Linked DNA regions of Mus musculus: all the other regions are linked to region 1. Evidence: chromatin loops called from intact Hi-C (ENCODE). Cell type or tissue: heart. All regions are shown on one strand. Links, peaks and the distances in the headings refer to the core of each region. The heading gives the core; the rest is flanking DNA. Region 1 has its middle 16 kb from the start of 4930534H03Rik. Region 2 holds the start of Tmpo (thymopoietin). Region 3 overlaps Anks1b (ankyrin repeat and sterile alpha motif domain containing 1B). Region 4 has its middle 6.2 kb from the start of n-TDgtc16.

What was found. Peaks named below come from ENCODE experiments on the same cell type or tissue, not always from the same donor. Only the 100,000 strongest peaks of a DNase experiment are listed, where the experiment ranks them.
Region 2: it touches region 1 in a loop (5-fold over the local background); 14 of 42 quality-filtered maps call a loop at or near these places.
Region 3: a loop joins it to region 1, with 3 times the contacts of the local background. A loop is called at or near these places in 5 of 42 quality-filtered maps.
Region 4: it touches region 1 in a loop (2.9-fold over the local background); 15 of 42 quality-filtered maps call a loop at or near these places.

The regions. Positions count from the first base shown.
Region 1 is chr10:91,232,933-91,240,309 of GRCm38, forward strand. No RefSeq gene overlaps it. Among named protein-coding and RNA genes, the nearest start is that of 4930534H03Rik, 16 kb to the left of the region's middle. In heart, for the core only: a CTCF peak has its summit at 4,047 (motif pointing left); a DNase peak (open chromatin) is centred at 4,139; H3K27ac peaks cover 811 bases.
Region 2 is chr10:91,166,944-91,174,320 of GRCm38, forward strand. Tmpo (thymopoietin) reads right to left here and starts at 4,676. Exons shown (of 4, transcript NM_011605.3): 1 at 4,095-4,676. The coding sequence starts at 4,370. In heart, for the core only: a CTCF peak has its summit at 3,765; DNase peaks (open chromatin) are centred at 3,818 and 4,838; H3K4me3 peaks cover 4,290 bases; H3K27ac peaks cover 3,169 bases.
Region 3 is chr10:90,724,510-90,731,886 of GRCm38, forward strand. All of the region lies in intron 17 of Anks1b (ankyrin repeat and sterile alpha motif domain containing 1B), which reads left to right. Among named protein-coding and RNA genes, the nearest start is that of Apaf1, 350 kb to the right of the region's middle. In heart, for the core only: a CTCF peak has its summit at 4,409; no DNase peak of the experiment used is centred there; H3K4me3 peaks cover 566 bases; H3K27me3 peaks cover 2,442 bases.
Region 4 is chr10:91,184,712-91,192,088 of GRCm38, forward strand. No RefSeq gene overlaps it. Among named protein-coding and RNA genes, the nearest start is that of n-TDgtc16, 6.2 kb to the left of the region's middle. In heart, for the core only: a CTCF peak has its summit at 3,381 (motif pointing left); a DNase peak (open chromatin) is centred at 3,370; H3K4me3 peaks cover 1,271 bases; H3K27ac peaks cover 2,093 bases.

The DNA.
Region 1 (7,377 bases), core at 1,244-6,243:
GAATTGCTCCCGTGAAAGCCAAGTGGAACGTGTTGAAAGAACTCAGTGCAGGTGAGACCGCTAAAGTTTAATGAGGGCGAGACAGTGACATCAGGATGCTGCACTCATTGTTATAAGATCAGTTTACAAAGTATAAACTTTAAGAAACTAGATGGGAAGTGCTGATATATATATGGGTTTGACTTAGGTAAGAAGTCAAAGCATTTTTTTTCTTTTTTTTCATTTTTTTATTATCTGTTGTGAATTTCCCATCATGCACTCCAGCCTCATTTATCTTCCTGTCCCTTCGAATCTGCTCTCTGCCTTCATTACCCTCCTCCCACCAAAAGAAAAGAAAACAAACAAACAAAAACCAAACCAAACCAAAACAACAACAAAAATCTTGTTGTGGCAGCTGTAGTGCGTCACAATGTGTCCCACAGTCTACCCTTTTGTCCACACATCTTTACTTGCAAATGTTCATGGTAGTGAGGCATTGGTCAAGTTCGAGGCCTCTGGCTTCTGCTACGCTATCAAAACTGACTGTTCACTGGTGTTTTACTCTTGGATATCCGGTTGTTGCCCTGTATCATGATGATCATGCAGCTTTAGGTCAGCAGGACTGGCCCTTTCAGATTCTTCAGCAGTTCATAGATGGTGTAGATGCTGGGGTGGGCCAACTTATAGCCCTGGATCTGGGCCAGGGTGGTAGTTGACTTGGTCAGCTCGCCAGCTCTCTGGCACCCACACCACCAGGGTGAACTCTCCAGCACCACTCCAGTTAGCTCACCCACTGCTGAGAAAAGGGCAGCGCCAGTTCTCCTGCTCTTATGCCCTTGGGACCAGTTCACCCTTTACCACACCAGTGGGGCAAGTTCTACTGTGCTGCCCAGGTGAGGCACAGGGTTCACTCTTCCCAGTGCTGCAGCAGGTGAGAGTCAGGACCGGCTCTCCTGCTCTCATGATCTCATGGGCAGCTCTCCTGCCTGCCACAGGTAGCTAGGGGCAGGGGTAATTTTTCCCTTGTCTAAACCTCCATATTAGAGATGAGTAGTGGGCCAGGTATCCAAAACTCATGCACTCAGGGCCAGCTGGCCCTCACGTCCACCACCAGGGCCATCTCTACTGTGCTGCCCAGGTGGGACACAGGGTTGGCTCTCTTGGGTACTGCAGCCAGCTCTTCCACTCTCATGACCTTGGGGGATTGCAAAGACTCCAATGAGGAAACTCATATTTAAAAAGCCATTAGTTAAGGCAACACTAATTAGCTAAGACAGCACTAGATGCTATACTAGACAAACCTGAAGTCTCAATGACTTAATACAGTAAAGATTCCCAGTTATGTTAAGTTCAATGGACATTCCTGACTAATGAACACTGGGCTGCTTCCATCTTTTGGCTCTGTCATTTCCAACCTGTGGATTTTAAGGTGGCTGTGTTCTTCTGCGTTAAGCACAGATGAGAGAGAACATGTAGGGTCCCTTGTGGGGCTGTGGCTGTGGCTCAGTGGGTTCAACACTTGTGGATGTATGAGGACCCAAGATTGGATGCCTAGAATCCATAAAATTCCGGGCATGGTAGCACATGTCTGTAACCCCAGAGCTCCTACAGCGAAAGGGGAGGGGTGAGGAGCAGGAGAATTCCAGGAAGCTCACCAACCAGCTAGCTCGGCATATACATTGCCAAAGAAGAGACCTCATCTTAAACAAAGTGGAAGACAAGGACCAACACCCAAGGCTGTCATCTGAATTCCACACATCTGCTGTGGCATGCACACACCCACGTTCTCAAACACAAACATTCATGCCACACATACAGAGAAAGTAAGGAAAAAAAAAAAAAAGACAGACTGAGTCTTCTGTCCATTCGTCTGCAGGGCAGACCTGGAAAAAGGCTTTATCACCTGGATTTGAGTTTCACTGTTGAAGCACATGCAACAACAAAGCAAGCTGGGACTTACAGTTTTGTCATGTGCCCTTGAAGAAACGGAGACAAGGAGAGGCCACAACACGCCTCTACATGCCAGTTCCTCAAACTGACAAATGAAATGTTACAAAACCTTTAAAGAATGTACACTTGTAGTGACTTCCCATGTCATTAGGAACCTTTTGAACAAATCTCTTACAAATGTGTTTAGAAAAGAAAAGGACAATTATCACCATGTAAGGATGCTGGGGAAACTATGGAATGGCTGATGCCAACTAGAATGGACACCTGACTCACAAGGATGATGTGAGCCCTTCCCATGTGTGCTTCTCATTATAATCTTGGATTTTGCAATTGAAAAAATTCAAAAGTAGGTGTCCTTCACTTGAGGCATGGTCTGGCTGACCAATCACATTTATACCAAACATTTAGCTTACATCTATTCTTCTTCTTCCAGTCTTCCCTCTAAACTGTGGCCCTGAGATGGCTTTTAACTCAACATTCTTATTGAGCAAGGAAAATGGACTTAAAAAAAGATATTTGAATTTATGTGCGAGTATGGTGTGTACGTACATGCTTGTGTGTGTGTGTGTGTGCCCACAGAAGCCAGAAGAAGGCATTGTCCCAGTAGCTGGAATCACAGGAAGTTATGAACTGCCTGCTGAAGGTGTTGGGAATCAAACTCTGGTCCTGGTGCAAGAGCAGCAAGTACTTTTTACCTGCTGAGTCATCTCTCTAGCCCCAGAAAAATGGACTTAAAATTATTATGTTATTATCTTTGTGGTTGTGAATATTGAGCTTAGGGCCTGGGCATGCCAGACTCTCTCACTACAAACACTCTATCCTTATACTCAATTCTTTACCTTTGTCTTTCTCTCTCTAGCGTAGGGTTTTATCTTAGCCTTGTACATTCTGGGATTACAGGCATGATCTGTAGTGTCCAGCAAAGGATGATTTTTTATGTGAGTATTTATAGAAAGAGAGTTGAAATTGACTCAGGCTAGGATGATTTGGGCCACATGACTGCTCTTATACTAGTCTTGGTGACCAAGGCTTGACTTGTGATGACTGGTTTGGTCAAGATCTGCATCTTTCCAGAGCTGGGGATCTAGTGAACTTTTCTGATACCCTGGAAGCAGAGAGACAGGGAAATGTTGGGTATAAGCTATACCCTGTGAAGGCATTCCTTCAGTGACCTGCTTCTTTCAACCAAACACTATCTCTTAATCGCCCATTTAGCATAGCTGCTAGGAATCAAGACCTCAACACATGAGTCTGTTTCCTGGGGTGGCAGTGGAAGGCTTCATATTCAAACCATAGCATCCTCCCTTGCCAAAACAGAATGGAAAACTAAAAGAGCCAGGTGCTGGCAACTGGTGTTCTAAACTACTCACGTAAATAGTTGGCTATTTCAGAATAAATCAGGCTCTTTGGAAATCTGATAGAGCTGCCCATTCATGCTTGCCATCTAAGAAAGAAGATTCAGGGGCCCAGAATGGTCAGTATGTTTCTTTAAGGACACTAGGTGTGACTAGGGACTCCTATCAAACTGACCCTGGACTTGGAAAATTCTTTTCCAGTTAAGTCTATTCTTTTTACGTGCTATTGTAATCTTAAAACAAACAAAAAAATGAACAAACAAACAAAAACAAAAATACCATAATACAAGCACTGTATGGGGAGACCCTGAAGGAACCAGAAGAAACCTGCTTAGTGACAGGTGCAAGTGGCGGGTGTTCTTACATCGCCTGGAAGCCTGTAGTCGCCTGGAAGCCTGTAGTTAGTTATGCCTTCTGCAGAAGTGATTTATGATGCATTGGAGTGTTTTTGCATCACAAACTCTTTGAAACCTGAGAACATTCTTATTAAACAGTAGATTGAAAATAATATCAGCAGGATTCCAAGAAAATTCAACCGAAGTACATAATGTTAGGTTAAAAAAAAAAAAAAGAAATTCAGGTTTATCAGCTTTAAAATGCATGGTATTTTATTTCCCCACAAGAGACCCTTGGCATAGATACCTCCAGCGTTATTGATAACCTTCAATTATAGATTGCCACTTCCCTAGATCATGATTTACGGGGCTTACAGAACTAAAACCAAACTCTGTGATGTGGTTCTGAAAACTGAGGCCATCTGGTGGACATTTAGAAAGTCTCCGATTTCTGAAAGCCAGTGTGTGCATTCCTAACACCGTGGCCCCGCTGGCCTTGAAAGCTAAGTTTGCCTCTGGCACATTCGTAGGTATTTCCTGAATTGGAGTAAGTCCAAGATTCTGCTGCCAAATGCAGATTCCATTACACACTGGCTGCTTAGCATTGCCAAAGGTTTTCTTTCTTCTATCCCTTTCTCTGTCTCTCCCTTGACCCTTCTATCGAATGATTCTAATCAAGAAAGTTTAGGAAATTCAAACAAATCTGTATCGGAACAAGTTGTTACACAGTCATACGATGGGGTAAGGACCATGGAAGGAAAGACAGCCGAAAGTTTTCACACTGCATAGTTAGTCTGTGTGCTCCTGTACGAAATGCCACCTGTTAACGGATACAATTCCAGGTCTTAGAACGAAAAGGGTCTGATGGGAACTGAGAGCATAGGGTATTTGTGAACGAAAGCAAGGTCAGGTCTGAAGGACAGTATATAGATATGGGCTTTTGTACTTTTCCAGTCTTTGTCTTTTTGCATGCTATTAATAAACAACATGGTCAGTTCCCGGAAAACACACCGATCCTTGCACAGATGAAGGCGGTATGGGAGCCTGGCATGGCTGTCCTCTGAGAGGCCCCACCAGCAGCTGACTGAGACCGAAGCAGATACTTACAGCCAACCATTGGACTGAAGTTGGGGACCCCGACGGTTGAATTAGGGTGGGGAAGGACTGAAGAAGTTGAAGGGGAGGGCAGACCCCATAGGAAGATCAGCAGTCTCAACTAACCAGGACCCCAGGGAACTCCCAGAGACTGAGCCACCAACCAGGAGTATACACAGGCTGGTCCAAGGCACAAACATAGCAGAGGTCTGCCTGGTCTGGCCCCAGTGGGAGACTGGAAGATGTGCTTGATCCTCAAGAGACCCAGGGAAGGGGGAGGCCTGGTGGAGGAAAGCACCCGCAAGAGGGAGGAGGGAGTGTGGGAAACAACTGAAATAAAAAGTAATAAAATGATAATAATACAGAAAGATATGGGGAGCAATAGGAGAATCGTATTTTCTAAGAATCTCTCTTTGCCTGGACAAAGCTCTACGTAGAGATGAGAGGCCACTTGAATTGTGACTTGATCTACAACAAGCCAACTTATCTTTGTGTGGCAAAGATATTTCAATACTTAAGACATGAATGACTTTATCTTTCCAAGTTGCAGGTTTACAGATTCTGCTCCATTCAGCTTGTTAAGAAATCCTCGTGTGTATACCTGTAATTCTAGCATTCTACGAGGCGGGAGGATCAAGAGAGCAAGGCCATCCTCTGCTACATAAAGAGTCTGAGATCAGCCTGGGATACAAGGAGACCCTGTCTCAAAAAACAACTCCAAAGCCAGATCACTCTTATTTGAGTTTACATTATCTATTAACTTCATAAATCAGAGTCTGAATTTTTTAAGTTAATGTATTGATTTCCTGTTGTATTTTCTGCAAAGACAAAAATTTTATTCTTTAAGGCTGAATAAAACTACATTGTGAACACATGGCACCTTTTACATTTATGTTATCATTAGTTTTTTGAGAATTTCACAAATAAATACTGTATTACATCACTTTCACCCCTATTCTCCCTCCTCTGGCCCCTCCTATGTTCCCCACAATCCCTCTCAAGTTTATGACTACTTCCTCTATTATTATTACTATTATTATCACTATTATTATTTTAACTTTTTTCTTACATTTACTTATTTGTAGAGCAGAATACATGGTTGGGAAGGTGGAGAAGCAACCTCCTGGGTTCTGCGTTGTGGATTTTATTTGTTTGTTATTTATTTGTATGAGTGTTTTGCCTGCACACACACACACACACACACACACACACACACACACACACACACACATATATATATATATATATACCTGTGCACCATGTGCACACCGTGGCCTTGGAGGCCAGGGGAGGGTGTCGGAGCCCCTGGAACTGGCTGCTGGGAATCAACCTTAAGTCTTCTAGAAGATCAGCTCATGTTCGTAAACAATGAGCCATCTCTTCAATCCCCTCTTTAATTGTTATCGTTATACATAAATTACACACATAATCAAAGTATATGTATAGCTTTCTGCATAGACTCACACAGCCTGCTGAGTCTGTTTATTGTTGCTCTCATGTGTTTGTGCTCAGGAATTAGATCGCCTGTCAAGGGACTCATTCCTGGAGAAGACTGACTCTGACTGACTCTCTAAGCAGTCTTTACTTGGCTGTAGCTCTTCATCTAGAGGTGCTTTGTGAGATTTTTTTTTCCTTTTCCTTTTTCCCACCCATGCTGGCATGTCAGCTGGCTTTGCCACTGTGTGTAGGTCTGACTGAGGCAGCCATGCTGTTACGGTTGCATGGTGCAGCTTTTCTGTCATCTGTAGAAGATACTATCTCAGCCGACACCCTGGTCCATTCTGCTCACTCTTCTGTGATGTACCCCGAGTCTTAAGTGTAGGGGTGTGCTTTGGATTGTTTCCATTGGGGATGACCATGCTACAATCTGTTGTTCTCTGGGTTTTGGCCAAGTTTGGCTTTCTGGGATGGGAAGCTTCTTTGGCGAGGGGTGAGACCGACACTGTCCTGTGAACATAAGTGTTTAGAACGCAGTTAGGAACCCTGCTGGCTCAGGAATGATAATTGATGCATGTTCTTCATCCAATCATCTTGTTAGGAGAAATTTGGGATCCTCCTGTAGCTGCCAGATGATCCAGAGAAATTGGGGTTCCCCTCTTGGGTTCATAGTCTCATTAATAAAATAATTTAAGAAAATCCAGGGCAGGAAAGCTGTAAATCTCAGCAGCTGTCTGGAAGAGGAGAATGGAGAAGGAAAAAAGCCACATAGTCTGAGTTAAGTGGGCTTGGAGGGCTATATGGCAGCTGGCAACCATGTGGCAGGGAGGCGGCTTTAAGGAAAGATTGAGGGAGTCCAGAGTACCAGAAACAAACAAACAAACAAAACAAAAACCCCAAACCAACCAACCAAAAAACAAACAAACAAAACTCCTCAGACGTACTTAGGTTCTGGCCAGTATCAGAAAGAAGGATACAGGAAAACGAGAAAGGAAAACGTGGGACTCAGAAAGGTGAACCCACCTAAGAGATGTCATGGCCATTTGTAGGTACCACATGTACTCAGGAATATTTCAGGGAAGAAAAAGTGCATTATTTCATTAAGTGACTGGTTATTCAGCCTATCTCTAGCATGGCTTCAGGGGGCCTGGCCTTTCTAACGGGTGTCGCACCTTCCTGAGGGATGGTCCCTAAGCCAGGAAAGTTACTCCTGCCCAACTGGGATA
Region 2 (7,377 bases), core at 1,346-6,345, 66 kb before region 1:
TCAACCAAAGAGTAACTGTATGGAATTTACCACCCTTAAAGTAGCTTTAACTATGTGCACGCAGTCAGTACCTGTGGAGACCACAAGAGGGTATCAGATCCCCGGAACAAGGAGTTCTGACTGTGAGTAACCATGTCAGTTCAGTGCTGAGAAGCACACCTAGGTTCTCTGAAGAGCAGCCAGAGCTCTTAAAGACTGTATGTAATCCAGGGTGACCTTGTTGAACTCCCAGCAGTCCTCCTGCTGCCACCTCCCATGTTGTAGAACTAAGCGCAAGCCAGCATACCCAGCTATAAAATACGGCATGGGGCACGTCATGTATCTAACTGTATTTCATCCTTCTGCACTATTCAGGAGTCAGGTCCAGTCAGAGCTGTGGGAAGGAAGCCCTGTCTTAAAACAAAACAAGAAGAAGCACCCACCCACCCACCCACCCACAGACCATCAGCACAGGCAGTGGGGCATACCTCAGCTCCCAGCACACGGAGCCCGGGAAGAGGATCCTAAGTTTAATGCCAGGCTGAGCGATACAGCAAGAATTTCTGTAAGCAAATAGACAACTATGCATGCCTGAAGTTCCTTCCTCCCCTGACAGGCTCACCAGGAATGTTACTATGCTCCGCTGGATCCCTAACAGCGAAACTTTCATGCTTGGCACGCTCTAACAAAAAGGCAGATTGCCAACCCCACAAATGTGTGCTCTTGTGTGTACTATCTAGGTGATTTTAACACCTAAAAATACTGCTACCAAGACAGATAACTAGACGCCTAAATCTCCCCCCCCCCATACCACAGGACCCATCATATGCATTCAAGGTAGAATTCTATGATGGTAATACATATGAAACAATCATATCCTTTTATGGAATTATCCTTAATTTAAAAATATTCACGAAGGCTGGGCATGGTGGAACATCCTACTATCTAGCTCACAGGCGACCAAGGCAGGAAAAAAACAGGGGAATAACTTTTATACAAGCAATCAAAAATGTTCTACATTTCTTCTGAAATTCAAGATACCTTCCCTATGCTGCACTTTAAAGTGGTAATTTAATTCCTAAATCAGAACTCACTTTATTCTTGTACTTGTTTCCAATATTGGTTTCTCGAGTAGTTGATACCACTGAGTCCAATCAAGACATTTATATTTAAAAAGATTTAAATAGTGCAGGTGGAGAATACACACCTATCATATGAGACCCACTGAGAGAAAGAGCCCCCACCATAAAGAGCTGGGTTGGAGCCAGCATCCAAGGGATATAGCAAGAACTGTGTCTCCACCAAGTGCTGGGCATCAATGCTCCTTCTGGAGCATCCGAAACTGTCCTCTACTCTTGTACGGCCTAGCCCCATAGTAAGTGCTCACAAAAAAGGAAGGATCTTTCATGTAAGTTGAGCTGGTAAGAGGAAATATGACAATTTTTTTTCTCCTGTTTTGTTTTGTTTTGTTTTGTTTTGTGTGTGTAGCCCTGGCTGTCCTAGAACTCAGAAATCTGCCTGGCTCTGCCTCCCAAGTGAGCCACCACTGCTGGGCAATTTTTTGTTGTTGCTGTTTTAAAGATTTATTTATTTATAGTACACTATAGCTGTCTTCAGAAACAAGGGAAGAGGGCATCAGATGGTTGTGAGCCACCATGTGGGTGCTGGGATTTGGACACAGGACCTCTGGAAAAGCAGTCAGTGCTCTTAACCACTGAGCCATTCTCCAGCCCTATCAGCTACTACATTTTACTTAAAGTGGTTGTGTGTGTGTCTGTCTGTGTGTGTTCACATTCTGGTACAGGTATGTGTCTTCCACATCTTTAAAAAAGACATGCCACTGGTGTGCCCAGCTTTTTATGTGGGTGCTGGAGATCAGGTCCTTGTGTTTTCATGACAGGTCATCTCCCTAGCCCCCTGAATGGCTTTAGCCCACAAAAAGCATGGGACTTTGCCACTACACGAATCACTGAAGAAAATGTAAATATATACATAAAGGCGTTTTTCTTGGCTATAAAGAATAAAATCATGCCATGTACAAAAATGGATGAAAGGAGATTATGTTAAGTGAAATTTGCCACACAGACCCAGGCATGGTGGCACATACCCACAATCCCAGTACCCGGGAATCAGAGACAATGTCATCCTGGGCTACAGTGCATTCAAGCACAGTCAGGGTCACAGGACATCCTATCTCAATCCCCCTTCCAAAGACAAATAAATATTCTACCTACACACTCTAATATGCTGGGTCTAGATTTAGGAAAAAATACATGACATGTAAAATTGAAGGGAGTGCAAGGGGACTAATGTGAAGGGAGAAAGGGGTTGGGAGCCACGGGGGAACTTGACACACGGGTAAGTAAAAAGTTAGGAGGAAACCCATTATTTTGTAGAATTGAAAATACAGTAACATGGGGGCCCCAGTGTTCTTAAGCTGGCTGCCCTTCCAGAGGACCTTGGTTCAATTCCCAGCACCCACATGGACGCTCAACTCCAGTTCCAGGGGATATGGCACCCCCCAGACACATGCAGGAGAAACACCAATCAACAAACAACAAAAAATCTTCAAACACACACACAAACAATAACATGGTATGTTTGCCCCCACAGAATCCACAAATAGGAGACACCAAAGACAGTAGGCTGGTCAATATTTACTTGGTTTTAGGCAAGAGCTCAAGTAGCCGAGGACGGCCATGGACTCAGGGATTACAGGTGCCCGACGCTGTAATTCACGGGGCTAATGCTTACTAGACACTGATTTGTGCCAATCGTTTGTTTTTTCGAGACAGGGTTTTTCTGTGTAGCCCTGGCTGTCCTGGAACTCACTCTGTAGACCAGGCTGGCCTCGAACTCGGAAATTTGCCTGCCTCTGCCTCCCAAGTGTTGGGATTAAAGGTGTGCGCCACCACCGCCCCGAGATTTGTGTCAATCTTAAAACACTTAGGCATTGAAAGTTAAGGGTAAAAGTTTTCTCAACTAAATCCACACATGCGTTTGATGTAACTTTCACTCTTGTTCGAGCAGTCAGGAAACAACCCACTTTTTTTTTTAAATTATCGCAAGACACTCTAAACTTTCGAAGAAGCAAACAGCTTGAGGTGTAGTTCCCGGCTAGTACATACAAAAAAGAGGCTTTGAGTTCAATTCCCAGCACCAAAACGAGAGGCAAACCGCGATACCAGTCAAAACATTCACATGCTTCTCGAAGATTTAAAACACTCCAAATCAACACTCATAACTAATTTTTAATGACTTGAATTCTGTTAACTAAATATAAACCTACAAAATACTATTTAAAACGTACCCCCAAAAAGCCAGCAACCAAAAAAAAAAAAAAAAAGGCAAAATGATACACACCGGCAGGAACGCATCTTACATCTCACTGGCCTGAGGCATTCAAATTCAAATACTGATACATCAGTATGTCATAAACTTTTCTTTTTGCTTCCGGATCTTTACTTCCTCCAGCAAAAATCTTACAACGATAAAACAAAACGCTCACTAGCTGGGATTCTCCAGGATGTCTACGGGAACAAACTTTTCCAAATGCAACGTACTTAAAACGTCCCGTTTACAGTACAGCAAACCCACTTAAGGCGGGGCCTGATGACTGGAAGAATATGACACGCGAGGAAACAAAACGGTTCAAAAAGCCCTCCATCTGTTTAAAAAAAAAAAAAAGTCAACAACATAAAAAGGCGGGAATGCCTTTATTTAAAAAAAAAAAAAAAAAAGGCCAGAAATGACTATGTCGCAAACTGCCCTCCAGGGAGCGCTCTGACACTGTTGCGAGTCACTTCGGCGCTAAAGCGGGAAAACGCTACAACTTCACCTCGCGCGCCGGGGGCCAAGCCTGTCGGGCTTTAGAAAACGGCTCGGAAGGCCGCGTCTACACCCACTCCGGACCGTGCACCCGGCCCGAGCAGCCAAGCAGCACAGCCGGGGCGGCTCGCACCGAGGACTCCCCTCTCCGCGCCTTCCCCGGCGGCCTCGCGATCGGGGCGCCGCCGCGGGCACGGGGAACCCCGCGAGGGGGCCAGCCCCGCCGCCGAGCACGCGCCGCGGCCGCCAAACGCCCGTCTCCGCGGCCCCGGGGGGGTTCGCCTTACCCTGCCGACGGCGCCGCGGCCGCGACCCACGGAGGCCCCGGAGCCGAGCACCGGCGTGGGCTCGCGCTCCTCGTCGCTCGAGAAGTCGGGCGGCCCTTTGCTGTTGGCTCCCGCGGCGAGCGGCGGCCGGTTGCGCGCCGTGAGGTGCTGCAGGTAGAGCTGCACGTACACGTCCTTGCGCTGCTCGCCGGCCGGGAGCGTCACGTTGTTGGCGACCAACTCGCTCTTCAACTTGTCTTTGGTCAGGACCGAAGGGTCCTCTAGGAACTCCGGCATCTCGTCCCCCTCCTTCTCTCCTCCCCGGCCCCTCACAGTCGCCGCCGCCGCTGCTCACGCCGGCGCGCTCGCTCGCTGGTCCCGGGGGCTGCGCCCGCCGCCTCGGGAGATCCCTGCCCCGGAGCGGCGCCGCGGGCACGGCACAGAACTCGGGACACAAAACCCAGGTCCGGCCCCCGCCACAAAAAGCCCCTGGCGCACGACTGGGGAGCAAGTGCAGCCGAACCCGGAGCCCGCAGCGAGCCGAGCCCATACACAAGCTAGTGCGTGGGGTGGGGTGGGGGGAGCCTGGCTCGCGCACGCCCCAAGAACGCGCGCCGCCATTGGCGGGCGCCCGGAGGAAGCGCGCCACCCATTGGCTGGGCGGCTCGCGCGGGTTCCAGCCGCCGCGGCGCAGGGCGAGAGGTGCAGAAACGCAGTTTAAAAGGCGCTCGGGCGGGAGCTCGGGCGCGGGGCCCGCTGTTTCCTCGGCTCTCCGCCCTTCCCCTCGGACGCTGATAAGGGATGGGCGGTACTGGGTTTGCACGCTGTTTCCCTCTCTCCTGGCCCCCTGCACCGGAGAAGCCTCGTCCCGGCCTCGATCGCCTTCGGACGGGCGGAGTTCTGCGCCAGCTCTCTTGAGGACCCTTTGCCCGGGCCTGGCTCCTTCCCGGGACACCGAGCCCCCCTGAAGAATGGCGGCCGACTGGCCTTGCCCCCTCCGAGTGCTGGCCCTGGAGGGGAAGCGTGAAAACCAGACAGGCTGTGGTGCGGGATGCGCAGGAAGTCAAATCCCCTCGGTTCGCAAACGCTTCTTTTGTCTGGAATCTAGGGAAAGCCAGACTTCCACAGCTGAAGGTTTCCATACAGCTTTAGTTTGTTACAAAATTGCATTTTTAAGTCTCCCTTTGCCTTCTTTTACCAAACCCTTTGGTTTCCATAGTTCTTGGGGCTTAAAACAAATGCCTTCTTTGTATTTTTAAGCCGTCTAGGTTAAGACCCCCACCCCAAGCACCAAGGATTTCCCCTAACTTCATCAAACCTAATGTTTGGTAATGGAACAAGATGAAACGCAACATTTAGAAAGTCTCTAGTATTCAACTTTATGTGCCTGTAGTGGTGCATACTAATTTTTTAATTTTAGAGGGAGCCAGGAACCCTGTAAAACTCATGCTGCTGATTCAAGTTAGCGTCTCAAATGTGCCACAGTTCTGTTTTCTGGAACACAATACTGACCAGAAATGTTTCCTATTAACAAATTACATATATGGGCGAACATGATCAGAGTTAAATTTATGTAAAAAGTCCGCAATAAGATGTGTAGTTAATAAACGCTAATGAGCCGGGCGTTGGTGGCGCACGTCTTTAATCCCACCACTTGGGAGGCAGAGGCAGGTGGATTTCTGAGTTCGAGGCTAGCCTGGTCTACAGAGTGAGTTCCAGGACAGCCAGGGCTACACAGAGAAACCCTGTCTCGAAAACAAAAAAAAAAAAAAAACAAAAACAAAAATAAAAAGCGAATGAAAGCATGTATAGTGTTTCAATGTATCTAGGGTTTTGAACAATGTGAATGTCTACACAGGAAATGGTTCAGGACACTGCTCGTGAGAGGAAGCAGCTGACCTCAGATTCAGAGTCTCTTAATCATTCCCTCAGTGTCTTAAGCTCTAGATTATGTTCTATAAAAAAGCCTTAAATTTAAGCATGAACAAAATTAAAAATATGAACAAAAATATTTAAACTGTGCTTACCTATGTCTACATGGTTAAATTGGAAGACGTTGAAAAGCAAAACCCTCAGTAAAAATGGACCTATAAATCTGAAGATAGGTTTTCTTTTGTGTTTTCAAGACAGGGTCTCTCTATGTCGTCCTGACTCTCCTAGAGTTCACTATGTAGACCAGATTGGCCTCGAACACAGCTCTGTCTACCTCCTCCTGAGTGCAGAGATCCAAAATGTGTGCCACCACTGCCTGGCAGAACATTATTTTCATGATAGATTATTTTCCTAAAGGGAATTTATTGTGTTAATTCCCCCTTTTAAAAACTCAACATTAGCCGGGCTTGGTGGCGCAAGCCTTTAATCCCAGCACTCGGGAGGCAGAGGCAGGTGGATTTCTGAGTTCGAGGCCTGCCTGGTCTACAAAGTGAGTTCCAGGACAGCCAGGGCTACACAGAGAAACCCTGTCTTCAAAAACAAAAACAAAAACAAAAAAGCATTGTAAGTCTTGAGCCCAGCACCCGTGAGGGTGAGGCAGAGACAGGCCCATCTCTGAGTTTGACCATAGCCTGGTCTACATAATGAGTTCTAGGATAGCCACAGGGCTACACAGAGAAACCCTGTCTCCACAAAACAAAACAAACCAGAAAACCTTCAATATTCACATGTGTTTAAGCAACAGTATTGTTAATCTCGTAATGTAAACTAAAAATAATATTCTACCAGCCTGGTCTACAAAGTGAGTTCCAGGACAGCCAGGGCTATACAGAGAAACCCTATCTCCAAAAACAAAAACAAAACAAACAAAAATAATGATGATGATGTAGTAACAAGTTTTTTTGTTTGTTTGTTTGTTTGTTTTTTGTTTGTTTTTTGTTTTTCAAGACAGGGTTTCTCTGTATAGCTCTGGCTGTCCTGGAACTCACTTTGTAGACCAGGCTGGCCTTGAACTCAAAGAGATCTGCCCCTGCTTCCTAGGAGCTGGGATTAAAGGGCACCACCACCACATTTATTCTCATTCTTATTTTGTTTTTTGAAGCAGGGTCTCTCTGTGTAATTGCCCTGGCTGTCCTGGAACTTGTTTTATAGACCAGGCTGGACTCAAACTCACAGATACCTGCCTGCCCTTACCTCCTGTTTTTGGGGTGTGTGTGTGTGTGTGTGTGTGTGTGTGTGTGTGTGTGTGTGTGTGTGTGTTTTTGGTGTGTGTGTGTGTGTGTCTGTTTTCTTGATGTGTGGGTATGTGCAGGCTCCTTGGGAGCACAAGGGTGCTAGAATCTCCTGAAACTGGATTCACAGACAATTGTGA
Region 3 (7,377 bases), core at 1,400-6,399, 510 kb before region 1:
AGAGAGGTTTCTCGTGGGCCACTGTGCCCCGGCCCAGAGCCCACATGACCCCTCTATAGCCTTGTCGCTTGCCTCTGGCTACCTTATCTTTTCCCCCCCTTTTCTCATTTTTTTTTTCCAAAAACATCAGCATCGTTTTGCTGCCTTGGGTTGAGCCTGCATCTTTTAACTGTGACCTACTCATTCAACCATGATTTACTTACAAAGGCCCCCATCACCAAAAAATAGAAATAAACATGACAATTAACTCCTATTGGTTTTTTGTATATATTTTGTGTCCTGTACATGTATACGTACATATATGAAATCTCATTTAATCTTTGCAACAATCTCATGAGGAAGAGGTTGCTATGATCCCATTTTAAAACTAAGTAAAAGAACTAGGCTCAAAATCACTTTTACCTAAAAGTCACCCAGTTACTTATAGCTGAAACTGTCATTTAGCCCTTCTCCCATAGCACTCAGCTGAGCAGTTACTATCTCCTAGTATTTCTGTAGCTAGCACCTCTGAGAACCAGCTTCCCTTTGTCTCATGGGCAGTAATGGCTGCCCAGCATTGAGGAGTCATGTCCACATTTAGGTTAAGGAAAGAAGAGGGATGATGTCATCCTGCTTGTGTCCCTCTCAGTGGGAATTCAGAACATTCCCAGAATCCTCTGCCAGCTTTCCTGTTACCTTTTATTAGCCAAATCATATTGTGTGGCCTCCACCAGCAGCAAGAGAAACTGGAAGGGTAAAAAGGCAATTAAAAAAAAAAAAAAAAAAAAAAACCTCTATAATGAAGGCAACAAGCTCAACGGAATCCTAGAATGCTTGTCATGCCAGTCAGATGTCAGTGTGTGTGCCACAGGTCATAACTGTTTAGACAGGATGGGAAACCACGCAAGGGCTCTAACCATTACGCTTTCCTGTGCTGCAGTGATACTGGACATTCCTTGATGAGTAAGAGGGACATGGATCTGTATCCGTAGACAGACACACACAAACCATCCACAAAACACAGGATTTCAAAATCCCCTAAATGCTAAAAGATAGAATAACAGATCTTCAAAATGTTTAAAATGGTTAGCAATTGCTTGATATTATTTTTATGGGCTGCAAGAACCCCTGCAGCCAATGTATGGAATTAGTCTTCAGTTGGTTTAAAGATTAGAAGACTTAGCAATACAATTATTATATTACTTATACCGTTATATTCCCTGTTAAAATATCAATGGTTTTTATTTTTTAGAGAAGTAGACAAATATTCTTATAAAATTCACAAATTATCAAGATGATTTTTAGGAAATAAAAAACTTGAAGCATTGTACTTACTATCTGGTCTTCAGATAGGTTGCAGAGTAATGGTGATTCAATCTGTACGTTGCTAAACTGGCCAGCGGTGCAACCCTGTAACCCTAGCATGCAAGAGGTAGAGATGGAAGGATCAAGTCCATTGCCATCCTTGGCTATATAATGCATTCACAGCCATCTTTGGGTGCATGAGACCTTGCCCCCAAAAATAGAGTCAAATAATCAGTTATAATGATACTTAACTTTTAGAGATCTAATGTATAACAATGAGCTGTAGTAAAAACACAGCATCATTTGCTTGATCTGTGCTAAGAAAGTAGATCTTGTGCATTCTTCATTTTAAAAGGAGATTAACGTGTGCTGTGGTGTTCTGGCTTGGTTGTAGAAGTCATTTCCCATTGTATATCAAATTAATCACACTGTGGGCCTCGGATGTAGCTTTTATTTGTCCGCTCTATTGATAAAGTCAGAAAACAAATGCACAAGGCTAGAGCTAGCACATGATTTGACAATCCAACTTTAGGATATTTATTCAAAATCACTGAAATCCAAATCTTAGAGAAATACATAAACAGGCTCCATTTATTTCCTGTGGCTGTGGAAAAAAAAAAAGCCTGCCAAGTGCAAGTTAGAGGAGGGAGGGTCTATTTTTCCCTCACATTTCCAGGCTACAGTCATCTAAGCGGGGACATCACAGCATCAGGACCCTGAAACCATTGATCATATCACACCCACAGCCAAGAGAAGAGAGAGATGAATCCATGACCCCCCCAAACCGGTGCCCAGCTTACCCTCTCTACTCACATCATTCAGGGTCCCCTGCCCAAGGACTAATACTACCTACGTGGCTGTCTTCCCACTACTGATATAATCAAGATAACTTCCTACAGACGTGTCTATAGACCAATCTGATATATACAGTCCCTCCCCGAGACTGTCACAATGAAATGCTTCTCAGTGAATGTATGCATAAAGTGTCTGTGTGTGTGTGTGTGTGTGTGTGTGTGTGTGTGTGTGTGTGTGTGCGGGCGCGCGTATGAGCGTGTGCATGCACACATACCACATATGTAATGAAATATTAGTAGGTCTTGGAAAAGAAGGAATCCCTTTTTTACCATCTATGGAAAGACATGACATAGGTGAGCCTCGAAGACAATGCAAAGTGGAATAAGCTGTAGAAAGGACTTAATCATATGTGGTTTTGCCTTTGTGAGATTATCTGAAATAGTTTAATGCACACAGTTGTTCAGTGGTGGCTGCTGGGATATGGAGTAAGGCGTAAAAAACTGCTAGTCAACAGGAATAAAATTTCAATTAGTTAGAGGAATGAACTCTAGAAATCTTCTGCAAGTGTTGGGACCCTCGTTAGCAATACTGTCCTGGATGCTTAAGAAGGTTTTAAGAAAGTTAACCGGACAAGAAGTGTTCTTTGCTGTGATGGTTTGTATATGCTTGGCACAGGGAGTGGCACTATTAGGAAGTGTGGCCTTGTTGGAGGAAGTGTGTCACTGTAGGGGTAGGCTTTTGAGACCCTCTTCCTAGCCACATGGAGACAGTCTGCTCCTGGCTTCTTTTGGATTGAAGACATAGAGCTTTCAGCTCCTTCTCCAGTGCCATACCTGCCTGGAAGCTGCTATTCTCCCGCCTTGATGATAATGGACTGAACCTCTGAACCTGTAAGCCAGCGCCAATTAAATGTTGTCCCTTATAAGAGTTGCCTTGGTCATGGTGTCTCCTCACAGCATTGGAAACCCTAATTAAAACATATGCTATGATAACACTAAATATTATTTTAAAGAAGCCCTTTGGCCCTACCACTTGCTCCAAAGAGTGATCGCTCATTGTTCCTGAGTCTTGCTCTGTGCTGGCTGCAGCCACCTTTGTGCCTGACTCCTCCTCTGCAGTGGACTACAGCAGCTTTCTAGCTAGAGTCTGGATTTCTTTCTCACTGGCTGCCCTACCATGTCAGATGCAGCCATAGACATGGAAGAGGAGGAGGAGGAAGAGGAAGAGGAAGAGGAGGAGGAGGAAGGGAGGGAGGGAAGGAGGAAGGAGGGACAAAGAGGAAAGAAAGAGGAAACGGAAGAAGGAAGCTGTTGAGGATGTTGAAGATGGACGAGATGAGCTGAAGATGGAAGTACTAATGAGAAACATGGGGAGTAGGGGGCAGACAATGAGATTGATGTGGAAGAGGAAGGGTGGGATGGAAGAGCAGGAACTGTTAGTAAACTCGGGAGCAACAGTTTGCACATCACATGCTTCTAATGACAGACCGCCAGGTCCATCCATGTGCCCTTCCCAGGCAGTGCTAGCCACAGAGCACACTCCTAGCCTGAAGCCACCATCTGCCAACTATTTCAACTACCCACAAGTCAGGACAGAAACATCTCTCTGCACCCCTTATGTCCGGCCTTTTCTTCTGATGCCTAATAATAAATAAATCATGTGTAGAAGGATGTCACCTTTGACCTAGCAGCCGAATTTGCTAAAACGTTGTACTTTGTAACCTTTTGTATTTCACCAAAGTCCTTTCTCCCAGAACACTTATTTCTCCGACCCAAATTACAGTCTAATATATGTAACATCTGCCATGACTACCAAGATACAGAGGCCGAGCTGGCTCAGTGACAGGACACTGGGTACAATGTAGCCACATGAGCTACTCTGTTCCAAAAAGTGAAATTGAATGTAAACCCAGTTTATGTGCCCAGGGATTCGCGCAAAGGTCACAGTGTAATTCGTCAGCTGTGCTCTGTGGAGTTCACCCTGCTCACCAAAAGGCTGGGCTCCGCGGTGGATACAGCTGCCAAGCTGTTCACCTTGCTCGTTGACTTTCCTGGAAAATTGAAAGCTTCCAGATGCCTATCGGGTGTCTTGTCTCTGCAGCCAACTGACTGTTGGTGCTTCCTTCCGCTTGCAGCAGTATGCTGGGGGCTTTGGGGGGGTGGCGGGGGGTTGGCAGACACGGGCTTCCCTTCAGGAGCCAGAGACAGCTTTATCTGTTGGAGATTAACTATTACTATTTCTGCTATGACCCACAAGGAGACCGCAACCAATGATCTCACTTCAAGGCTTCTGTCAGCGCTGTAATTCAGCAGCGGTGGCCGAAGGTAAAAGTTGTGTGCAGTAATTGAAATGTCCACTAGGTGGGTCTGGTGTTCTTCCAACCAGAAAGCAGGCGGCACCAGGAAGGCTGGCTCCATCTTTCTTGTTGCAAAGGTTTAAAAAGGGGGGGCCGGGGGAGGGGGGCTGGAGGAGGGGGGCTGGGGGAGGAAGGGGAGTAGGAAAATGTGTCTGGGGCTGTGGTTTTAATATTCATCCTAGATTACATGGGATGGATTATTGTTGGTAGCCATTCATCTGAGCCCATGAAGATCGTTCCTTGCCTCCTTTTTACATAGATGCATGTGAAGCCTACATCTATATTTTAACCTTATTTTTTTTATGATTAAGAAACCATATTAATTGATGTCCCTGTGTTCGGATGGCATGCGCGCTGCCATTTTCTCATCGCTGCTTTGACAAGTCCCTTCACCACCAAAGGCACAAGTTTCCAGTAAAATGATATATTTTTCTTTTGTGAAGCTTTTCTTCCATTCAAAGCTCCACGGTTGTGTTTAACATTCCCAGCAGCTGTTCTCAGTGTGATCTTCAGTAACCTCTGAAAAACATGATTCAGGTTTACAGAACTCCTCTCTTAATCCTTGTCAGAAAACCTCCTCTTACACTTTAGGGTACAATAGTCAATAAAGCGGACTTTTAAACCACCCCGGGTCACCCCGGCTTAAGAGACCACTTCAAATTCTTAATCTGTTTTCCAGTTTCGCATTACTTCCTCCAGCTCGCGTCGAGCTTATGTTTAAGTATCATCATGAAATGTCAGATGTTTTCCTGCAAAGCACTGTGGGAAAATCCCCATGGTGCCAAACACAGTGCTGAGTTCTCAGAGCAGGCAGGACAGGTGACAGCTGTTCTCTTCCCACCCTACCGGAAACAGGCACAAGGACAGGTTCCATACAGAACACCAGACGCAGAATCCACCTGCCCTTGAAAACACCAACCGGGAGCAACTAAGAGGTGTTGGTAAGCATCAACATAGATCACTTGAAAGTCTGACTCCTTTTTTCTTTTCCTTCATTTTAAGTGAAAAGAAGCATGGTCAAATCTCAAATGAATATTGAGATGAACCGTTTCAGCATAGAAGCTTAGGTGCCTTTTGGTGCTAATTATATGACAACATCTGAATGGCAAAAGACTAAACAAGATGTAGCTCTCTGAGGCAGCGGGGACAGCCAGCCCTAAGCATTTTCTAACATAAGCCAACAACCTTGAAAAAGCTGATAACAGGAAAGTTATCATTGTTAATACTTGATTTTTAGTGACAGGGTATAATTAGTTGTTTTTATTAGTTCAAACAATTCAGAGTAGTATAGAAAGGGAGATTCTTTGTAATTTTGTTGCCATCTTCTTCCCACATAGTTATAGTCTGTGAATAAAGAGGTAGCAGGTAACCTTGTAAGAATAGATGGATGGTATATGTCTTTCAGTAATTCTAAATGGCTGTTTATTCTAAATATTCTAAAAATTCTAACTGTGTAGGTCATGCTTCAAAAACTGGTAAGAATGCATTTAGTAAGATGTCATGTGTTTCTTTTTAAATAATGAACACAACATCTCTATTGTGCTAGCCTTTGTATATGTGCAGTTCTTACTAAACATCTACCCGCTCTGTCAATTCATATCCCTATTAAAGTTGATCCAGGCAGCATACCAAGAGATATGACAAGCAAACCCTGCTTAGCAACCAAGCCATAGTCCCCAAGTATATCAAGGTCTTTACTCGCATATTGCTTAATATCATCTGTCTCAGCTGGTCTAGTTGGCAGAGCCCTTTGAGCTGGTGGGGATGTGGTAAGAGTAGAACATAGACTTTTGGTACCACCTTCCTGAGGTTCTGTCTGGGTATTCAGCCTAGACAGTAAAACGGACCAATCATGTGGCTTCTGATTCCTGAGGATTGCTGACCTTCATTTTGTAAAGTGCAGTATCCATCCCTTCATATATGTCTGGATTTTCCAGTTGTTCTCTGACCCAAGTTACTCCATCTGTGCAGAAACTCGATAGCACATAGGAGATCCACAGAGTAAAAAACACTGATGCAGTTGGAGTCCATTTCAGCTATTCTAGTTAATAACCATAAAACCTTGAGCAAGTCATTTAGCTCCTTTGTCTTTTGCTTCCTAATTTTATAATAGTTGGGATATTCATATATGTTATTAGAAACTCTAGAACATAGTAAACTCAATGTATGTTAGCAGTATCTTCAACATAGTGATGGTCATAACATTACTAAAAATGAGATAAATAAGAAAATGTATTCAAGGGATTTTTATATTTCAAAATTTTAAATATAAGCCATATGTGCTGGGGAATCAGTTTCGTGACTAATATAGCAATTACTATTTCATATAACCTCTTTGATCCACTTACTTAGAAAATAAGACATGTTATATATTAATTACCATTTTCTTTGTAATTTCCCTAAGCACTGTGGATCAAATTTCATTTCTCCAAAGCTCTAAGGCCTAGAACCCCAGAATGTGGCTGTGCTTAAAGATAAGATCTTTAAACAGGCAGTGAGTTAAAATGAGGCCATTAGGGGTCGGCTCTACTCCAAGATGACAGGCATCCTTCTAAAAAGAAGAGATTAGAGAAAAATCCAAAATCACAGAGGGAAGGGTTTGTGGGGGCAAGAGAGTAATAAACATCTGTACATGCAGGAGAGCCACCCCTGCTGTCACCTGCTAAATAACCTTACTCTGCATTACTACACACACACACACACACACACACACACACACACACACACACACACCACTAATCGCTGGGACAATTTTAATAAGGCAAAAGTTCCAATCTCCATAACTGCTAGCCTTCTGTATTAAAGCAGATTTTTCAACCTCAGGAAGCCTCCACTATATCTATCATGAGAACACTAATAACAATCTTGTCTGTCTTCTAGGATATTCTGAGAATTCACCAGCCATATGCGTGTGGTCATGTATCACTTAACGATGGGAATTC
Region 4 (7,377 bases), core at 1,268-6,267, 48 kb before region 1:
TCTGGGAAGGAGATTCATATTCCTCAGTGGTATAGCCATGGGGGCGGGGGTTCTCTGAGTTAATAGCCCTCCACCCATGCTTATGCAAACCCTAAATCAATATGCAGGTGGTGTTGGAGTGTAAATGGGGGAAGAAAGAAAGAAAGAGAAGAAGAGAGAAAGAAAGAAAGTAGGGATTTGACAGGATAATAGAGGGAGACAATACCAAAGTATGCTATATATGTATGTATGAAATCGAATGGAATGGAAAATGAAAGAGCTTTTAAAAAGTGATTATTGGGCTGGCGAGATGGCTCAGCGGTTAAGAGCACTGACTGCTCTTCTGAAAGTCCTGACTTCAAATCCCAGCAACCACATGGTGGCTCACAACCATCGGTAATGAGATCTGACGCCCTCTTCTGGTGCATCTGAAGACAGCTACAGTGTACTCACATATAATAAATAAATCTTAAAGAAAAAAAGTGATTATTTGCACAAAAGTGAAAAAGCTAAGTGTGTCTTGTTAATATGACTGATTCAAGGGCATGTGGGTCTTTGAAGAAACCATCCTAGGATTTGGGCTTTCATCCTGAGTGAAATGCCATTAGAGGCTTTTGAAGTTAACTAATTACTTTTTGGAGACAGGGTTTCTCTACATAGCCCTGGCTGTCCTGGAACTCACTGTGTCGAGCAGGCTGGTCTTGAACCTACAATCCATCTGCTCTTTCCCTCACCTCTCGTTCTGGGATCAAAGGCTGGTTTCACAGAATTGTGAGCAGAGAATGGCGTGCTCCGACTGCTGATTTAGAGTCTCTGAGGCAGCTTTGGTGGTGCAAGCCTGTACTCCTAGGCAGGAGGCAGGAAGATTTCAAGCCTGGGGCATAGTGAGATTGGGCCAAAAAAGACAAAGAAGCAAAGATAGACAAGAGAAAAGAGGCAAAAGGTGGAAGGGGTTGAGAGGAGACTGTAGGGAGTTTTGCGACAGATTTGCTGTGATAAAACACTTTGATAAAGACCAATGCAGTGAAGGGGGCCTTGTTTTATCTCACATGTCCAAATGATTGTTCCTCATTGAGGGAATCAGGGCAGGAGCTCAAGGCAGGACCTGGTGGCAGGCTCTAAAGCACAAACCGAGGATGAATAAATACTGCTTTCTGGATTGCTTTCTGCCTCCCTGCATAGCTGGTTCTACATCACTGGCCCACCTTCCTAGGGATGTTGCCACCTACAGTAGGCCAGGCCCTCCCACATCAATTATTAACCTAAATCTCTCCTCCTCAGGGCCATAGGACAAGCTGATCAAGGTAAATTTTCAACTGGGAATCCCTCTTCCCAGATAACTCTAGATTTGTGTTAGGTTGACAGTAAAAACTAACATCGCAATATAACATGATGGTTTATATATTTATCTTTTTTTTTTGTATAGTATAGAATAGAGTTTATTCAGGACATGGGGATGGGGAGTTAAGAGGGTAGGGGCCTGGGTTCTATTCACAGAGCCTACACAGTGGCTCATAACTGTCTGTAACTCTAGTTCTGGGGATCTGATCGTTTCTTGTCTTGTGTCCAGTCTTAAGGCAAAGCCAACCCAAACCTGATGCCCACCCTGACCTAAATCAAGCAATCAATCAATCAGTCAAATCAATCACTCTACCCTCTACTACCACACTCTGGGGACTCATGCTCTCTCCCCTGACAGATTGGGGTGGTAGTGGTGGTGTCAGTTTTCAAGTTGTTGGGAAATACAAATTCATTTTGGGTATGTGGAGGTGGGATAGAATAACTTCTACTTTGCACTTTGTTTATTTTATTTTTTATTTTTTTGTTTTTCGAGACAGGGTTTCTCTGTGTAGCTCTGGCTGTCCTGGGACTCACTCTGTAGACCAGGCTGGCCTCAAACTCAGAAATCCGCCTGCTTCTGCCTCCCAAATGCTAGGATTAAAGGCGCACGCCCGGTGCTCTTTGTTTCTTTTAAAAGCAAAGCAAAAGTAGGAAAAAACAAAACCAACCAAGTAAGCAAGCAAGCAATAACAAAAGGGTCTAAGGAAAAAAAAAAAAGCTGTCTGTAGCATTTTTGAGATTTTGTTCTCTTTTATCAGCAAAGTGTTGTCAGAAGAGTTTACCCATGATCAGCCTGGTGTGGTGGCTCACATCTTTAATCCCAGCATCTCAGAGGCTGAGGCAGGAGACTCGTCTGAGTTTTCAGGACGCCTTGGCTACAAAAGGAGAGTCCATCAGACAAAGATAAACAACCAAGCAAAATCCCATAAAGTAGTCAGAAAATACCACGCAGCTTTACTCTTTATGCATTTATAAATACCGAGAGAAGTTGAAAGGGAAGAAAGTAATCTGTTAGAATGTGCGGATCTGGAAGGCGGGTGGTGGTGCGCACCTTTAGCTGCTTGTACATTGAAAATTCTAGGTCAGACAGGGCTACACAGAGAAACGCTGTCTCAAAGCGGGTGAAGGGGCGGGAAAGAAAAGAAAAAGACGAATAATGTTGAATTAAAAAAAGAAAAAAAGAAGGGGGAGGGGGCGGGGAAGACATGACTACTTCCAAGTATGGCTGTGGAGGTAGGTTTATTGTAGGTAGGAGAGAGAGCACTGCCGGAGGTATCTGAAAGTGTCTGGACTGAATTGGGTCAGCAGAGTGGACCGCATTATGAGACGCATGAGAAGGGAGAAGAACGAGAGAGGGAGTGAAAGAGAGGAGAGAGACAGAGCAGGAGAGAGTACCAGGAGCCAAGAGAGCCAAGTATACCAAGAGGGCACGAAAATGTCTTGAGTTATATAGGGAAGAGGAGCTAGCAGAAGGGAAGCAAGCGAAGCTCAGGTGCTGGAGGGGTTTTAGGGTCCGGGATAGGGGTGAGAAATGCTGAGAAGAGCAAGGCCAGGCCTCTGCAACAGGTAGCAAAGATGCTGAGAGATACTGGGAAGAACCAGGCGGCCAGCATCCGCTTTGATATGTTAATAGGCACCTCAGCCGTTTGTCCAGGGTTTCTTTGAGATCTTATTTAAAAAAAAAAGTGCGATCTGTATTTCCGAATTTTCTACTAGATACCTGTTATTATCCTGAGCTGAAGAGTTTAAGGTTACTAATATGAGGCAAAACAAACAGCTCAGGTGTCCTTCCTTAGCTCTCTGGTTTTGTTTTGTTTTTTTCCTACTGTGATTCTTTGATTCTTGTTTCCTCATTATTGCGCAGCTTAAGCTGTTTTTCTAGCCCCCAGCCTGGCAAAGAAGGGGCAAAGGCGAGTGAGGAATTGAATCCAACCCTGGGCGGGTGGCTTTTCCCGGTGTCCCTTTGTCTCAAAGCCGAGTGTTCCCGGTCTTTTGTTCTCCGCAGCCAGCAGGATTTGAGATTTAAAGAAAAACAAGAGCCGAGTCTCCTTGCGCCCTCTGGTGTCCCAACGAAGTATAACCAGATAAAATCCACAAATATCGCGGCCATTTCACACAACCGAGATGCCCAAGGAGAGGAGAACGTCAGGAATCTTGGATGAATCACATACCAACAGAATTTAGAAGTGTGGATACGGATTAAAATGAACAGCAGCAGCAGCAACAACAACAACAGTAACAACAAAAACAACAGTGCCTGTGATGCAGATATTTAGGAGAACTGTAGAAGCTGGGATGTGCCAAGCAGCTCTGGGTTTGATTTCCACTAATGTTAAACACAAAACAAAACCTACCAGTAAACAGCACAGTTCTCAAAGCATTTGGCAAAGGATTATGGGTACTAGAACCAAGAAAGTCTAGAAAATCCAACGTAAATCACTCTTTTACCAATTCTTTTTTCTCTATTTATTTGCTTTTTTGTTTTTCCCAGACAGGGTTTCTCTGTGTAACCTGGTTCTCTTGTAGCCCTGGCTGTCCCAGAACTCTCTCTGTAGACCAGGTTAGCAAGATCCTCCTGCCTGTGCCTCCCGAGTGTAAAGATTAGAGTCGCGAACCACTATCCTCACTGCAACCTGTTTTTAAAAGCCAGCAACATTTCTGAGCTGTGCATTTGGAGTAGGAATAGAAGCAGGATTTTTTTTTTCTCTTGACTTTTGTTTGTTTAAATTTTCCTTGAGGGTGAGGGTAGGGGTAGGGGTAGAGTATATATATAGAGAGCTTAGTGGTTAAGAGCACTGACTACTCTTCTAGAAGGTCCAGGTTCAATCCCTGTGTCCACGTGGTGGCAGACAACTGTCTGTACTCCAGTTCTAACAGACATACACACTGGCCCAAACCAGGCAACATATTGAAAAGGTCAGCTTAGGAACTTTGGGAAGGTCATGAAACACTTGCCCCCCTGGAACCGAGAGGCTAATTAACATTCCTCAGACCACAGGGTGGGAACTGAACTTCGGGTGAGGACACATTCGGCAGGACTGACTGTTGCCCACTTTCAGACTAGGGAAGTCCTTTTCACCTCATTCTCTAAAGACCAATCAGTTTAAAGGGTGCACTGTCCCACCAATCATATTGTGCCTAGTTGCTGATGCTCTATTCTACCCTTGGAAATCATAGAAAACCTCACCTGTTGCTGGGGCACCTCTCCTTCCGGTCTGGGATGACCCCAGTGCACTGGAACAATAAATTCCTCTTGCTTTTTGAATCGATCCTGGCTCCACATGGTTCACTGAGGGGTGCCGGGTAAGCTAAGTTTCCCCAGAGTCTTACATTATCAGATAAAAGTAAATACATCTAAAAAGCTTTTTAAAGTTTGGCTGTCCTGAAACTTGCTCTCTAGACCGGGCCAGTGTCGAATTCACAGAGATCTGCCTGCATCTGCCTCCTGAGTGCTGGGATCAAAGAGTACTGAGTGCTGGGATCACTCCTGGCTGGTAAGGTTTTGCTTTAAATGTTTGGTAGGTAAGACTATAGTAATTAAGTGGCACCGTAGTTGTCTTTGGATAAGCAACACAACACAGACATAATGAAACTAAAAAAGTACCCAAAAGGTACATAGATAAAACTTTTCTCTGCGGTTCTCTCTCGGCTGACGTCAGGGTTGGCTTGGCAGTTCACCAAGGTCTTCAGAAGATTATAGTTTGTCTTAGTTTGCTTCTTTGTGGCTGTGATAAAACGCCTTGACCAAAAGCAACTTGGGAAGTTAAGAGTTTATTTGGCTTAGAAATTATGGTCTGTTCATGGCAGGAATCGGAAGGAAGGAGCTGATGCAGGGGCCATGGAGGGGTTCTGCTTACTGGCTTGCTCAGCTTGCTTTCTTATGAAACCGAAGACCTCCTACCCAGGAGTGGTACCACCTACAATGGGGGCCGTTTCCATATCAATCATTCATCAAATAAATGCCCCATAGAGGTGCCACAGGCCAGTTGGTGACGGCAATTCTGTTCTTGCAGTTAACTCAGGTTTGTGGGATACCAACCAGAACTAACCAGGAGGCTGCTTCTTATTCTTCTGGCTCTTCTTTTGACCTTTTTTCAAGACAGGGTTTCTCTGTGTAGCCCTGGCTGTCCTGGAACTCACTTTGTAGACCAGGCTGGCCTCGAACTCAGAAATCCGCCTGCCTCTGCCTCCCGAGTGCTGGGATTGCATGTGCCACCATGCCCCAATCTTCTTTTGACCTTTAACCCATCAATGTCTCCTTTTTACAAATGTCATTTTGTGGTCACAATATAATTTCTGCGGGCAATGAAGACACGTTTTCAAGGTTGGCACTTGAGTGGAAAGCCAGCCCCAGCAAACTTTCCAAATTCACCCATTTAGCAGCAAGGAGGCTTATCCAGAGTCTGGCAGGTTTCTCCTTGTTTGGTCAGCCTGTTACTGGGGAAAATGAAGCAAAAACCAAGCTTTACATTAGATATCCCAAGTATCAGATATTTACATTATGACTTATAACAGTAGCAAAATTACAGTTATGAAGTAGCAACAAAATAATTTTACGGTTGGTGGTCACCACAACATGAACTGTATCAAAGGGTCACAATATTAGGGAGGTTGAGAACCCCTGATGTGGAGCTCTGTGTTATTTTTAAGTATAGTATAATTCACTTTTTCCTTTGAGTAATGAAAATAATTTAATCATTTTATGTGTGTAGTGGGGGGCTATACCCAGAGACGTAAACACTGTGTAACTATCTCAAAGTCACCCAAGCTTTATGAAGGATACTGTTCACATCCTTACTCTTTTTCAAAAGATTTAGATCTATTTAGTAACTTTGTTGCAACTTGTTTCATTTTTTTTAATAGTTGCATTTATTTTTTTTTCTCTTATTGGAAATAGATTATTCTCTCACATATTATATCCTGATTATGGCTCCCCCTTCCTGGTTCCTCCCCACCTGTCCTCCAATCCAGATCGACCTTTTCTGTCTCTCCGTAGAAAACAACCAGGCTCTTGGGAGGCAGAGGCAGGCAGATCTCTGTGAGTTCGAGGCCAGCCTGGTTTGCAGAGCAGGACTCAGAGAGACTTCCAGGACTACACAGGGAGACCCTGTCTTGAAAAATCGTAAACAAACAAACAAACAAACAAACAAAACACGAAAAAAACCAAACAGGTTTCTAAGGGATATTAAAATAAAATATATTAAGGTAAAACAGACTAGGACGGAAACAGACAAACAAAACGGAAGGAAAACAGCCCAGGAAAAGGCACAAGAAACAGATTTAGACGCAGGGAGCCACTGATTCCCACATTCAGGAATCGCATAAAAACACCAAACTAGAAGCCGTAATACATACATGAAGGACCCGCTTCTCTGGCCAGAATGCAACCTTCCTCTTTTTAAAAAGAGGTTAAGCATAGTTTTGTGTTTATCTGTAGGGTGAATTTTCTCCGGAGCAAGTTCAGGCACGGGGTTCCCTTCCAGGGTTCCCTGGCAGCGTAGTGGTTTTAGAATGGAAGGCCTTGTTTATAACAGCAGTGGAGATGGGGCTGACGTGGTAGTTGTTTTAGGACTATGAAGGAGAACTCGTATTTTCTAGTCTGTACTAATCCGAGTTAATGCTGTGTCGCTCGTTCTCGTTAAAGTAGCATTCACTCAGTTCCTTCTCAGAAGCCTCAGTCCAGAGGAAAAAAAATTATCTTGTCATTTATTATTTGAAATACATCCCAAAATATCTTTGTTACCGTTTGTCCACCCCTCAGCCAGTATGTGGTGGGGTTGTCAGGAAACTTGGCTTTGGTGTCCTTCCTTGGGTGTCTTCAACGGAGCACAGAACAGTGCCTAGCACTCAGTGAATGCTTTAGAAGTATAACTAATCGATACATAGATTCATCGCTGGGAACTAATCGATGCATATAGATTCCTTGCTGGGTGCCTGGCTCCTTGCCACCTGAGCAATTGGGTTCTGTTAACAACAAATATGAAGGAATGGTTTTGGGGTATACAACTCACGGTGCCTGCCAAAACACACATTTGAGGCTTAGATAGATTCTGTCAA